Regions from separate parts of the Mus musculus genome. Here region 2 is linked to region 1. A link is a contact called in ENCODE Hi-C data. All regions are on one chromosome and are shown on one strand. The core of a region is the stretch at or near the end of the contact, and the rest is flanking DNA. Distances in the headings are between cores, read along the strand shown.

What was found. Hi-C counts contacts between places; a loop is a spot of excess contacts on that map.
Region 2: a loop to region 1 is called in a map of heart, with 1.8 times the contacts of the local background. The contact joins the enhancer-like site here to the promoter of Ets1 in region 1. A Hi-C loop is called at or near these places in 3 of 37 maps with a recorded cell type or tissue (all heart).

Annotation. Positions count from the first base shown.
Region 1 is chr9:32,632,752-32,640,378 of GRCm38, reverse strand. It overlaps Ets1 (E26 avian leukemia oncogene 1, 5' domain), which reads right to left and starts at 4,138. Exons shown (of 10, transcript NM_001372534.1): 1 at 4,065-4,138. It overlaps Gm31928 (a long non-coding RNA gene), which reads right to left. Exons shown (of 3, transcript XR_379225.4): 3 at 7,592-7,627.
Region 2 is chr9:32,669,131-32,676,757 of GRCm38, reverse strand. The region is part of intron 3 of Ets1 (E26 avian leukemia oncogene 1, 5' domain); the gene reads right to left. Among named protein-coding and RNA genes, the nearest start is that of Ets1, 37 kb to the right of the region's middle. Within about 2 kb of position 4,542, at least 1 of the 3 ENCODE cell types and tissues checked has a DNase peak (open chromatin) inside an H3K27ac peak, as active enhancers do; it is heart, where a contact is called at or near this core.

The DNA.
Region 1 (7,627 bases), core at 2,889-5,388:
CCACTAAGAGGACTATGTCAGGACAAGGCTACAGTCTAAGGACCTCACCCAGGAGCATACTGAACTCACCCGATTACACTTAGAAAACCTTTTACTAAGATGAAAACTTAGGAAGCAGAGTCACCTGGGAAACAGAAGCAAACACTTCTGCCCAAGGCTGAGCAGAAGTTTGCAGATCTTAGGGCCAAGACACACCTGGCTGAGACAAAATGTGTAGCTCAGGAGATACTCTGAGTCTCCCATGCCAAAGCATGGCCAAGACTTCTGTCTTTCCCAAGAAATGTGGCTAGTCCTTTATACTTTTATAGCCCTAAGGAACTGAAGCCCTCAGATTGATCACTCAAGGCCAGGAATTTCAGGCCAAGGAGTGTAGTGAGACCTTCCTACAGAGGAGGCAGAGACTGGCAGTGGTCTTACTCACAGGAGTCATCTAAGGACCAACACCCAGAGGCACCAAAAGAGAAGGCTGAAGGTTGACTTGTTCCAATTTTTAAAGATGTATTTATTTATTACGGTACACGGTAGCTGTCTCCAGATGCACCAGAAGAGGGCATCAGATCTCATCACAGGTGGTTGTGAGCCACCATGTGATTGCTGGGAATTGAACTCAGGACCTTTGGAAGAGCAGTCGGTGCTCTTACCTGCTGAGCCATCTCTTCAGCCCCTTGTCCCAATTTTTAAAAGACTCAAAGAACCTTTAGAAATTCTTCGAAATATTTCCTCAAGTGTCCAAATGTTTGTGAAAACTATTTTTAAAAAAAAGCAAGCAAGGAAGAAAGCAGGAAAGAGTGGGGAAGGGAGGGAAGGAGGGAGGAAGGAAGGGAGGAAGAGAGGGAGGGAGGGAGAGAGGGAGAGAGGGAGGGAGGGAGGGAGGAAGGGAGGGACAGAGAGAGAGAGAGAGAGAGAGAGAGAGAGAGAGAGAGAGAGACCTTATTTTCCCCATGAGTGATAGACTCCTGACATTGGTATTCAAAGTTCCCTGCTTTATCTGGAGCTTCTGGAACCACACCCACACTATAGATACATCAAATTCACCATCTTCTGCTCTAAGGAGAAAAGATATTATCTCAGACAACCTTCCCTACTCCCCTTCTCTGCCCAAGATACAGTTTTGTTTTGTGTCACTTGAACTCAGAAAATATTCATAGACTCTAAATATTAAAATTATTTTGTGTTTTATTTTTAGCCCTTTTTTTCTCCACAGAACATTTACTAAAATAAATAACGTAAAAATTTAAAATGTGTATGCATATATTGTGTGCCCTTCACCACACAAGGCTGGGAACAAAGTCTACTCTGGACATAAGACCACGTTAGGATGGTTTACTCACTTAGACGATCCAGACATGCAGGTTTTTCCCAGAGTCAGTATCTTCTTAGCAATGAATAATTTACAAATTCATCTTTAGACAGTAGGCCCTCTCCACATTATCTTCCCAGAAACCTAGCAAAATCCAGGCTGCTTCTGTGCATCTTAGAGTTTGGACTTTCTGTTACTGAATCCAGGAGCCCAGTGCTCACACTCTCTTTGTTCTGGTCAGGTCTCACCAAAAGCTCACCCTACTGATGTAAATGAAGTGGCCTGTGCAGAACACCTCTTGGAACACGCTGAGTGACTGCACAGAAAGTTAGCTTGCTCTCCTCTTTCAGGTGGGTGACAGTTCCTGAGAGTTGGCTGCATTAAAAGAGGCTGTAAGGCTACATCCTCGGTAGAATTAAGGGGACCAAGAAGGCTCTCTGTGTCTAAGTTTTCCCAGGATTAAAGAAACAAGAGTTGCTATAAATGCCATTAAATTGCTGCCTCACATATTAATGTCACTCAGATACTAAATGTTTTCAATTTCCCATGAAGAAAAAAAGAGGGAGGAAAGAAAGGAGGGAGGGTGGGAGCTCCAACTTCTGGCATATACTCATCTCTTGTGCTTTTTGATGTCACTGAGGAATTTGAATACATAATGAGAAAAGAATCATTGTGGTGGGGAGGCTGTGTCTCTGTTCACCAATAAATAACATCACAAAGCCCACCCATAAAAAGAAGACGCGAAAGTACAGGGGTGGTGGTCTTGAGATGTATTCTCTCAACAAGAGAAAGGAAGAAAGCCATAAGAATGACTACATTTCCTCATAGAGATAAATGAAACTGTCCATTCAAAAACATCATCACGTTCAGCAGAACTGGAGTTAGGGGTGAGAAATTTACCAACACGCTGAGGCGGTGTGGGATCATAGGCAGAAATCTCCATGCCCAGTTCCTGTCCTCACTACATTGTTTGGCTTACCCCAGTTCTTCCTTAGGAACCCGCACTCACAGACCCAATGTCTTACACTATTACTTCCAACTCCTCTGGCTCCTGTTGGCTCTTTTCTTTTTCAAAGCTCTATACTACCTTATTACAGACTCCCCTCTATGTAAGCCAGGTGGGACACCGAGAATCACCTGTATTTTAAAGAAAGTCAAACACACCGTGCTCATTCAATGACCTCTCCTCAGTTACAGAGACAGCCTCCCATAGAGTCCAAATGCTCATCCGCAAAATTCAGCTCTGATCCTCTTAGCTTTTGAACTTCACCATCCCTGGGAAATTTGAATAGGCAATTAGAGGCAGGGGCTCTGCAGAGAATCCAAGGTCACAGACTGCCAGGTGCCAGGATTACCCACATTTCTCCAGACTGGGCTGTAGCACCTCTTGGCGCCTCTAGTAACTAGCACCTGGGTGTAAGGTGTCTATGAGGCAAAGAGCCCCTCAGCAATCAGACTGTGCCCCATGTCCCCAGCAGTGGATCCAGAACAGAAGAGTCTGGTGGGCTGGTGCCTGCTGTTTGTTATTGCACTACTGATGGCTAAGTATAGAAGTTGTCGATTTACAATTAAAGCAGTGTGCTTCAAATATTAATATTAATAACTACAATGCCTGGACACATGAAAAGACCTTTTCATCTTCAAAGCACTTCTCACGAATTAACCCCTTACAGCTCTCTGGCCTGGGTTCTGGAACCGCAGGTAAATCAGAGCCATAGAGGCCACCAGCTGCCCCACGAGGACCGAGCCTGCCAAACCAAAGTCTTTCTTGCTAGATAAAAAAGGCGGTGAGGTAATCCAGACCCCAGCTGATGAAAGAGTTAAAGTGTCGGGTAATTTTACAAATCAAACAAAGTGGCCAGAGGTACATTTCAGGATCTGGATTTCCTGTTGTTTCCCACCCAGTTCCATGCAGCGATACAAAGTAGGAAGGAAAAGGGCTTCGGGATGAGAGAAGAGAAGAAAAAAAAAAAAAAAAGAAAAAAGAAAAAACCCAGAAGGGAACCTTACAATGGAATGTCATGATCTTGCCACCCAGCATCTTTGCACAGTTCACTCACAGAAAAGTCAACTTTGAAAGGTGATAGAAGACAACCTTACAGTAACAAGAAGCCTCCATCCCTTGCAAAGGGGAATTGCAGTCCCAACTCCAGCCTCCCCCGGGATAGCAGTACAGTTTGGGGGAAGAAAGTCCCTCGGACCTGGAGACACCCCCACAACCAATGACCCACAGAGCCTGACAAAGAATTGGTGAGCTCTTGTATGACTTAAGTCTCGAAGTAGAAGAAGTGATAGGCTGGCTTTTCAGAAGGTCTTGGCCAGTAGCAATTTCCCCTCTACGAAAGCAGTTCATTAAGTTGCTGGTAAGAGGTGGGGCAGAGCAGATAGTAGACTTCACTAAGAATGAAAAAAAAATAAGAAAGAAATTTTCTAAGCAAAACTACAGTTTTATTTAAAGGGTTTGCAAGGGGTATTCAGAATTGTGATATGCCATTTGCAAGGATCAACAATGTGTGCTGGGGGGGGGGGGAGGTGGAAGGTGACAAGAGTCTTGATGTTTAAGCTTATCTAATGAGAGCAGGAAATAGTTTTCAAAAATATTGTTAAACAATGGGATATGTGAAAAGGCAAAGACGGAAAAAAAAAGAAGAGAAACAGCTGCATCCTGAAAGTTTCACAATTTACCCTTTAATTCGTAAAATTTGGGGGTGGTGGGAGGAAAAGTGAAAAGAAAGTTTCCGACAGAAACTCAGCTCTCACTTACTAATTTGCTGCAGAGACGGGTGAGGAATGGAGTGAGCTTCACCGAAGGTCTGCGGCTCTTTCCAGCTACTACCTGCGGGGAATCCTTGGCTCCCGGGCTAAAGAGGATGCAGAGACCATAATACTCCTAATAGAGCTGCCTCCTGAAATGGGGGGTGTGGTCAAGCTAGGGAAGCAGAAGAGGCGGTATTCAGCCAGGCTCTGGCACCAAGGCAGTGGTCTCCAGGGCAGGCACTGTGATCTAAAGGGGAGCTGTTTGTGGCAGCGCTAAATTACACCTGATTAGTTTTATCCTTCTACTGATACTTCAACTAAATATTACTGATCCGGGGCAAAGTGCACAAGGGGCAGGGAGGGAGAGAGCAAGGGGGGAGGGAGAGAGGGAGAGAGAGACAGAGAGAAGAAGGGAGGGAGGGAGGGAGGGAGAGACAGAGACACTTGGCATGCACCAGATTGGTGCTCTACTGGACATGTGACTACTTCTGCCCCACATGGCTTGACTTTCTCAGTGAAACTGTGTTCATTTAGCCTAGGCCTTGAATCATGGGGCAGAGGGTCCTGTAAAACCACTCAGGGGGCTGTCTCTAGCAGGATGCCTGACACCCACTCACCTACTTAGGTTTCTTGTGACTCTTTATTAACCTGATGTGTGAAGTATGCCTTGTTCATATTGGGCCTGCCATGAGAAACACCACAGTGTATTTCTTCGTGAATAAGAAGATTTTGGCTCAGATCGCATCAGATGATCTCACCGGTCTCCACTCACTAGCGTGGATTAAATTGTTGTCATGTTTCCCTGACTGCATGCAGAGGGGGAGACGGCCAAAAGCAAAGGTGGAGGTTCCAAAAAGTAAGGCATCTCTTCTAAGCATTGTTCCAGGTGATCTGGCCATCGATGAACATTAGTGGATTTCATTTGTCCATGATGTAGTGATTAAAAGGAAGAAATATCCATAAATGTCTCTTTTTAACAAAGCATACGCAATATGAAAGTTTTAAGCAACTCTAGGCAAACATACACAATATCACTTCTTCACTTAAGGGCATGACGATAATGTTACAGTGAAATCTCATTTCTATGAATAGGGGAAAATTGGAAAAGTTTATATTGCTTGCAGTTCCAAGACTTTTGCCCTAAGATTCCATTGATGTTGAGTAATGGATGAGTCAATTGCTTCCTTCCCTTCTTAATGAAGACACAACTACTCCACTTGAAATTCCACAAAGACCCAAAATGTCATTCAGAAAATCATCATGTTTATCCATCGCTGGTAGCTTGCAGCTCACACAGGAACTAATGCCCGTGTTCCCCTCCTGTGTATTAACACGATGTAGATAAAAGCTGTCTTTTCCTATTGGCTCAGTCCACTTAGTTTAACCAATGTCGGCACCAAGAACTGGTCTCAGCACTGGGAATCTAACCAGATCACACTACTGTGGGAAGAGAGTCACAAACACCAACTAGTTCCAGAAAGCATAATCTGGGCTGTGAGAGAAATTTCTGGAAGCTTCAGCCTGTCCCCTCAAGCCCAGTCAGTTCTGGTGTGCCGCCCAGCTTAAATGTGGTCAATTAAATCCATCACAATTATTTATAATTGTAACCACTATTCATATACGAGAACTGGGAAAAATAGATGTCAATTTGTGCTCTATCAAAGTGTATAGTGTAATTAATGAAGGGCTTTTTGCCCTGCACTTGTCTAGTAGAGTCCAGACAAAGTCAGCCTTTAGGACCTTAGCCTTGTCCTCTACTACAACCTGCCCTAGTGCAGAAGAGACTAGAACAGAAATCCAAAATGGTGCAGAAGCCATTGCCAGCATAATGTGCCTAGACAATGGATGTCCAGGAACACAGCATATTTTATTTTAGACAGTGTCCTCAGAAATGCAGCATTCGGTAGATATCTACATACAAAAGAAATAACGAAGCTAGACACCTACCTTTGGAAACAGCTTGCTATGTAAGCAGGAAGATCTGAGTTCAATCCCCAGTGCCCACAGGAAAGCTGGGTGTGGCATTGTGCACCTGAAATCTTAGTGGTGGAGGTGGAGACAGGAAAGTCTCTGGAGATGGCTGGCCAGCCAGTCTGGCTGCATTGACAAGCTCCAGTTAAGAGAAATGCAGTCCAGATGATCCTGAATCAATTATCTCCTGTGTATTAACATCACTTGGAAGACAACCCATTCCTTGGTATTGCTCAGCCAGTTTAGTTTAATAAATGTATGCATCATGCACTCCGGTAAAGTCAAAGAATAGGCCAAGATGACACTGTGTGGGAAGTGGTACACATAAGGGAGAGACATACATGTTTTAAAAAAATGGTTGAGGAATACATCTGATATCAACCTCTGGCCTGCACACACTATGAGCACATACCCACACAGTCTCTAAGATGTTATAATAACATGATGTATGCTACCATAAGAAACAATTACTCTATCTTGATTTGTATTAAATAAACCTAAGGGGAACAAGTGCTGCTATCACACAGATGGCCCAGAGCAAAGACAAATGATCCTCTAAAAGAGCTTATGAACTGAGGTTGCTAAAGTTCTGGCATACCACATAGGAAGTCCTGTGATCAACCCATTGCGCTGTATACACTGGGTAGGCTACTTACATTGAAATCCAGAAGAAAAGATGGGATAATGGCTAGGAACGTGGGCTCTCCATTCCATAGAGATGGCTCCCTGACAAAATGCAAGTTCAAGGAGAAAACATTTAGCTCACATTCCCAAGTGACAGTCCCCAGTGCAGAGAAGTCAAGGACATGAAGCATCTAGTCACATCAACATCTGCAGCCAAGAGACCAGAGAAATGAGTGCGTGCGTGTGACTGCTCTGCTAGCCTTTCTCATTCACACACAACGTGTTGGGCCCAGCCCATAAAATGGCTCCACCACCTGCATCCAGGGTTGGTGTTCTCTCCTTGACTGATTCCGTTTTTTTTAAAGTTCCTCCCAGACAGGCCCATGGGCCAATATGATGGAGACCAACCCTCCTTGAAACCGTCTTCCTAGTTGACTCTAGCTTGAATCAAGCTGTCACTGTAGAGAATGAAAAAAAAAAAAAAAAACCCATAATGATCTGTTGTCCCTTAGCGGAAAGTTTATAGGTTAGCCTAAATAAGTGAGGTCAGTATAGTGCAGATACAGCTGAGCCAGCGCCTGTTTGAATCTCCAGTGCAATGACCTGCAAGCCATGGCTGTTTACATCGTGAAGATGCCACTTCCCCTTCCTCATGCTAATAAACTACCAAGCAAGTCAATACCTCCTAAAGAAGAAAAGAAGGTAAATTCCTGGACATAATGTGTGGTGAGGGCCGTCAATCCTTCCGCAATCTTCTCTTATTTCTACCCCAGGCCCTAAATGGTAAGAGCCCTGTTCCAGCAGTTTATGACACTTTCCACATAAAAAGCTAACCCTAAAATGGGGGACACCAATGTATTTAAGGAAACCCCATGCAAAACATGACTAACTTACCATACCTAGCATATTACCTCATTTCTTCCCGCTCATTTAAGAGGGAACTGCCTTTTTTGATGCTTGGAAGACTCTCTTTAC
Region 2 (7,627 bases), core at 3,293-5,792, 36 kb before region 1:
AGTATCATGTGACAAGACAGAAAAAAAGACAATCCGGGGAGCTGTTCTCCATTCAGAGGAACTTTTCATGAGTTAACAGCACTTGGCTGAGACTTCACCCTAGAGCCCTCTATAAGTCTCAGTGTCACAGAAGGGGCCCAGGTTCTAGCCTATGGAACTTCAGGAACACTCACAAGTCACATTCCAGGTACAGCGTAGACAGCACAAGACACTGAGGCTGAACATACCCTTCTTGAAGAATGCATACTAGATGCTAAAAATTTAAGAATGGCCTTTCTCCTTACCCGTGTATTTTTTTTAAAGGAAATCTCCTTGAGGTACGAAAAAATAAAGAGCAAAACAAAAATGTTCTTTTAAAAGCCTGTAAGATCAGAACGGAGTACTGAAAGAGCAGATGGGAAATCAATTTGTTTACTGAGGGAAAAAAGCGGAATTCCCCTCCTCCATCACCTACTCAGTAATGCTGAGAGCTGTAGGCAGCCCTGGGGAATGAGGGGAGTGTGCTGAGTCCTAGCCCAGCCCTTCTCCCTGCCTACCCCACCCTCCCTCCCTCTCTGCTCTCAGACTGTCAATTCTATTCTTTGCCAAAAGCTCACTCCAGCTCCCAGTTCCAGAGCCGCAGCCCTCCATCACATTGAGTTTAAAATAAAGAAATGCTTTTCCTAAAGAATTCACACACAAATAATCTCATTACCCCAGTGTTTGCATTTATACAGCAGATATCTTCTGCCAGGAGGAGAGTGGGGGGAAAGAAATCACTTTAGGCTCACTCACACAGAACAGCTGCAAGGAGAGAAATGGTATTTAATTCATTGTGAAATATTCAACAATGGCTACACTGCACTTTTAAAAGCCTTTTGATAGTAAAACCCACAGGGACGGCCCATCCTGTGTGTTGAAAAGCAGCCTCTCCACAATTAGTCTCTTTATTCAGGTCTCAACGTTCTGTGTAAACTTCAGCACGTGCTACGGACACTGTGGATGGCTTCAAGGGTATAACCTTTCAGAAACTTTGTATACTTTAGTCTTATTCCAGGACTCTGCTCGCAAAGCTGTGCAAGGGCCAGAGGAGGGGCGGGGGAGAGCCCAGGGAGAGAAGCAAAGAGAACTGGGATACTTAGGTAAAGAGGAAGAAAACCCCCTTAACCCCAGCTGAGTCGCAGCAAAGAGATACCCACTCTCCACCCAAGCCTTGCAAACTACCAGGTTTATTCGTGCCCTCAAATAACCAGTGTTGGAGAAAAAGAAAACCCAAGTGGAGATCCAAAAATAATCAGGGGACAGTGGCTCATTTCCCTGCTCCATCTCTGAGGTTTGCGTGGGGCTCTGGTTGGTAGGAAAGCAGGTTTACTTTGTTTTATCCCTGCAGGATAGTGACAGGAGTCACTGAGAAGGAGGTGACAATGAAGAGGGAAAACAGAAACCATAAGGACAGATAAAATGTATTCAGTGATTGGGAATGGACAGTAGGGTAAGCAAATTCTCTCTCTTCATTTCTCTAACTCTCCTTCCTACAGTTCTCTCCTTCCGACAGTTTTATCTTCTTCCTCCCACCTCAGAACTACAGCTCAAGTTTTCACTCAAGTTCAGCAGGAATAATATCATTCCTAGGAACATAGCAAAGCAGAAGCCATACATGGATGAGCCTCAACCCCCGGGAGGCGTAAATAACATCAACGCCCTCTCACACAGCTCTGGAATACGATCATTCAGACACTCATGTCACCAGAGAAGAACAAGGTATTGTCATATCTGATACTTTTAATCAAGAAGCAAATATGCCCAGGAAACTGCCTGGACACTCTGAAACGGTGTCAAAAGACAAGACTCAAACCGGCTCTGTTGGTTTTGTTGTTCGGGAAATTTAAAGTCAGAATTTTCAGTTAAAAAGGGAATGATGAAAGGCCTGATACACCAGGTCTGTTCAAAGTGATGAAGCATCTTTTTTTTGCTCTCTCTAACCTCCCTTGGGCTCTCTAGGACAGTCCACAGGCATATCTGATTCCAGATGCAGCTGTCCACTTTCATAATAAAACTCCAGTATTTGGCCTAGGGTCATCAACCAGCCCTAAGTCTTGTTCCACTAGAATGTCTATCTAACATACCAATGAAAGATACATACACTAAAACAACAATTAGCAGGCCCAAGTAGTAATCCAGAGTTCATGTAGGGTAATCCAGAGTTCATGTAGGGTAATCTCTCTCTAGAATGGAGAGGTCTGCAAACTACCAGTTGTCTAAGTGAACTTTAGCAAGAGAGCCTGGTCAGCCACTTCAAGAAAAGCCAGAGATCAGACATGAGGGCTGGGACTCCAGAGGATGGTGCCTGGACAGAGGCAGTTGGCTGGGACTGTCACACCCAACAGATCTCCTGACACTGTTACACTATATGTTCTGACAAAGTGATCCAGACATGACAGTCACCACACTTTGTCCCACTGTATAAGGTGAGGGTGGTGAACCCACTAGAGGGTAGAAAAGCCGACTCAAGATATATCCTGAGTAGCATAAAATAAAGCAGAAAGATGTGTCTGGACATTGAGCCAGGCCGTGATTCTTATCTCCAAGACAATGGGATGGAAACAACTTCCAGATTTAAATACAGTCTCTGGGGATCAGCCACAGCAGTGGAAAGGGATTTGGAGGAAGGAAGTTGACAACAGTGAATTCATTGCTGTTAAACAAGATATGCTGGTGTGCTCTCCCTATCTGCTTCTGCGGGGCACAATGGAACCTTTCCCCTTACTGTAGGAGATCCTAACTTCTCTGGAGTCCCAGATCATGCTGAGAAGCAGGGGAAAGCAAAATTCTTGTATGTATTATTTTTGGCAAGATCATTTCTGACGAAGAAGAAGAAGAAGAAGAAGAAGAAGAAGAAGAAGAAGAAGAAGAAGAAGAAGAAGAAGAAGAAGAAGAAGAAGAAAAGAAGAAGAGGAGGAGGAGGAGGAGGAAGAAGAAGAAGAAGAAGAAGAAGAAGAAGAAGAAGAAGAAGAAGAAGAAGAAGAAGAAGAAGAAGAAGAAGAAGAAGAAGAAGAAGAAGAAAATCTGTGACAATTAGCAGATTTAAGACTTGGTAGAAGGTCTTCAGGGTTGGTGATGTACAAGCAGGAGACCCAATAAAAGACACAGGCAGTTAGGACCTGGTTCTATCGCTGTTTAAATCACTGGTGTTTCTGCTTTCCCACTACCTCTTGACAAGGTCTTCAAGAAAGGAATTCCAACTTGCAAAGCAGTTTGCTTGCTTTGGAGGCTGAGGTTTAAATGCCACCTGAAAGGGTGAATAGAGTTTGTGGAAATCTGTTTTATTAAGAAGCAAGAGTCTTCAAAGGCCATAGGTAAGGCTTAATAGGATGCTCAGGAATAGGAAGCCCATCCATATTAAAAAACAAAAAACAAACAAACAAAAAACCACAGTGATGCAGAGAAGAGAGAGCCAGCCCTCCAGACAGTGAGATAGGGCAGGGTCTGAACTGAAAGGCAGAGGCTATGCACAGGGGCGAGTTCTGAGGGCCAAAGGCTGCCCAGGGAGAGGTGATCTCTCCCATAGTGCAATTAGGCCTCCTGTTTGACCCCTGACTTTTGCCCCACAGGATATTTATGGTCTCTGGACAGGCAGCTAGGGGGCAAATGAAGGGATATAGACTCTGAAGGCCCTTAGTAGGGAAAGAACTAGAAGGAGAGAACTGAGGTGGAGGGGGGGGCAGGGATGGAGAGAAGGTAGGAGAAGGGAGACAAGGAGAGAGGGAGGGAGGGACAGCAGGCAAACAAGCTGGCTTTCCTAACAGCAAGGACTCTCCTGGCAGGGAGTGGTGCCCTTGCTTACACCCCACCTATCTAGAACTCCCATTAGCCTCTTGCAATCTAAATCTAAGTTCAGAATCTCATCTGTTTCTTAAGCAGATGTGCCACCACAAACCAAGGGGACAGCAGGCAGGTCAGGCAGGCCAGGCCTCTCCCCTCCCAGAGTCAGCAGTGGCAGCTGCCCAAGGTGGGGCCTGGATACCCCACTTCGGGGCGGGCCGCTGGGGCGCTGCTTGGCTGGCAGTGCCGGGGTTAACCCGGCAGCCCTGCGGAGCAAAGATTTCTGTTTTATTTCAGCGGGGGAAGTGTGTGCTGCCTGATTAGCTGGATGGTTTCCTCTTTTCCCATAACCTCCAGACCCCCACGGCCCAAGTGTTTACTCTCTGAAATAAAAAATCTGCTGGTGTTTTTCTTTTTGTGTGCTCGTGTATTTTGGGAGGATTGCAGAGGAGGAAGGCGGGGTCGGGGTGAGGGACCAGCCTGGGGGAAGGGAGGGCGCAGCCTCCAGCTGCAGAAGCTGCAGCTCAAGAAAGCAACTTCTTAACGAGGGAGCTGGTCTCTTGCTCTGGCAGCTATAAACACACTGAACATCTGGAGGCCAAGAGTCTCTCCCGGCCAGACGTGAGCACCACAGGCTGTCCCTGCCCGGCCGTCCCCACCCCCTCGGCTCTCACACCCCCTCTCAACTCAGATCAGCCCCAGCCCTCTCACATCATCCACCCACCCGACCATTTCCATTCACAGAGATCCGCAGCGCCCGCTAGCAGCCGGCCCGCGGGAGCTGAGAGGAGACGAGCAGGCGACGCCAGCCAGCAGTGGCCACCCCGCCCCCGCCCCTGTTCCAGAAGAGGGGTCAAACTGCTAGAATCCAATAAGAACTTGGTGCCCCGGGGACCTTTTCCCAACTCGGACTAAATATTTGCGGTTTGAAGAAGTTAAGAGAACTCCCCCGCCCCTCCAGAGCCCCCTGAGAGTTCCAGTGCAATGCTGTTACTTCCTTGGCTTTTTTGAGAAACAAGGAATTTATCTATCAGGTGGTCAGGCCAACAGAAGGCTTGCATGCTAATTGTCACTCTGCTCGCCCTGCTGAGATGAGACGCTCTTTCTGCACCTGGGTCTCCTTCCTTTCCCAGCACCGAGGAAAGGATTCATTCTCTCACACACAGCCAGCCAAAGTCCTGACTTTTCCTTAGCATAGCTCCAGTGAGCCCCAATCCCAGAATGCCCTGGGTACTTCTTCTCAGGTACCCCTCTCTTTTTACTGGTGAAACGAGTTATAGTGGGGACAATGTTGGCAGATGTAATATATGTGTTATATATGATAGAAAAAGAGGAGAAGGAGAGGGCACGGGGGGGGGGGCGGGGGTGGAAAAAAAGGAGGAAAGAGAGAGCCTGAGGGTAGGATGTGCCTTGGGCAATGAGAAAGTAGTCAAAGCTTTTTAGGTCAGAGTCAGACACCTTCTTTCTCTGGCTCCTTTAACTTCATCGTTGAACTATGGTTCATAGGAAGGGTGGCATTTATTGTCCATTGACCAAGGCCTTTCATGTCTTAAATTATGAAACCAGCATAAGAACTCAAAAATAAGGTTAAGGACCTGTCTGTTGAAGATTAGAAACCCAAGAAATGTATTAAAAACTCCAGGACATGATGCTGTGTTCTTGCTCTCTCTACCAAACCAATTTAAACCCTTGAACTAGACCCAGTTCTATTTAGAGTCATACCCTCACACAAAGAATCTGAATGTTAAGGACCACACATTCAAAGGTTTCAAGGAGGCAGAAGGTGGGAGTCTAAGAGAGGAGGCAGTAAACCCTGGCCAATAGGAACCAGCCACCCACAGCTGGCCAGGAATCCACTTTCCCTTGCAGAGGAAGGCTCAGGCACACAGATACCTTGATATAAAAAACAAAACAAAAAACAAAAACCCACAGAGTAAATGCAAACAAACATGGAGGAGCAGTGAGTGGATTTGGGGCTAGCCTCACCTATGACCTTTTATTCCAGTATGTACTTAAAGCCCCTCAGAGATGTGATGGGGAAGGTGTGTGAAAAGATCGTCCCTGGACACCTTCCTCTAGGGACCCAAGAAGGGCAGTTAGACCTGGTCTTTTGGGAAAGATGAACTTTGAGACAAGACTATAGCTAGCTCTTTCTGAGATAGCACAGCTGCCAAACCAGGATCAGAGGAACCCAAGCTGCCCATCTCCCTTAGTGGTCAGACCCTATTTACAGAAAGACAATTCTCTCCTATTAGGCTACATAGCCTTTTCCAGACCAGTCAGGGCTACATAGAGACTGTCTGAAAAATAAGTAAATACTTAAATAATAGTAATAACAACAACAACAACAATAAAAACAAATTAGTTGTAAGGAACTGCCTTGTCAAAGTTTAGACTGTGCCACATTGAGTTGGAAAATCAAGAACATCCAATAAAATGTTGAGAATGGGGGCCCCTGAAAGGCTCCTCATGTACCTCACTATAGGCTACCATAGCCTTCTCTGGCAGAAAGAGCCGAGCATTCTATCTGGGACAGATTAGTCCAATATTGTAATATCCAATGTCATCAGTGGTACTCACAGACTCAGGGGCTTAGAATTGTTTTGAAGAACAAAGAACCTCTAAAAAAAAAAAAGAGTGTCCTAGAAAAAGAAAAATGTGTCCTGAGACAGAACAGAAATGTGCAGCAGATGGAGTTTGAAGCGCTGGTTTTAAGCCCTGTGGCCATCAGACACAGTCAGCTGAAAGAACAAACCTGCTGTGAGCATAAACATTCCAGGCCAGGTGAGTCTCTCTTGAAGTCTTGCTGGCATGTCTTCAACACTCTCAACACTTGAAAAGCCAAACTGGAGACTCTTGCTTTCCTGCTGAAACATCCCACCTGCCTGCCTGTCAATGCCCTTTCCAAACACTGCCCAGGTTTGATCCCTCCCAGCCGCTGGGCCAGATGACAAAGCCCCAGGAGAGACCATGAACCTGGCCTCTCAACATGTCTCCCACATGAACTTCTAAAGTTTATTTGGGAAAGACATTCTTCAATTCCGCCATTTTATTAGTAAATTTGTTTTAGAAATGTTAAATAGTGAAATCCGAAGTCACCCCCTGATATTGCCAAGCCTGTGTCATACATAAGTGCAGTATTTCATATGGGAACCATTTGCTCTATCAGAAAACATGTACCACCCCCCATACACAATTTTTTAAAAAGTTGCATGCAGGCAAGGACTATGTCTTCTCTTTCCCCATCTGTCTTTAGGACCCACCATGTGCCACTGGAGGTCAAATGAGTTCAACCAATCAGTGGGTCGCTTTCTGACTCAACCCTTAGACATTTTTGGATTTCTAAAATGTGCTTCACAGAACAATGAGTCAATGATTTACAACAGCAGACATGCACATCATGTTTACTGTATGCCGGCATGCTTCAAGCTTCACAGATAGGAACTGAGTGATTCTCAGAGTGTGACTTCTGGGTTTCCAGCAGCCATAACAGGGGCAGCTCCTGGAAATGTATTAGAAAAAAAAATCAAAAGAATTCCTCAGCCTAACCTTGGAGTAGGGCTTTAAAGCCTGTGCCTCAGCAGATTCTGGCGTTTCTAGTTTAATGAGTCCAAAGCAAGAGTTAAATCTTACATCTCTAAGTCCTCCTCCTCCTCCTCCTCCTCCTCCTCCTCCTCCTCCTCCTCCTCCTCCTCCTCCTCCTCCTCCTCCTCTTTGGGCTACTGCTGCTACTGCCACTGCCTGTAGACCAAGCTAAAGAATCATCATCAAGTTGCCCAAGGTCACACAGTGAGGACGATCTCCTATAAACCTCGGTGACCTCCTT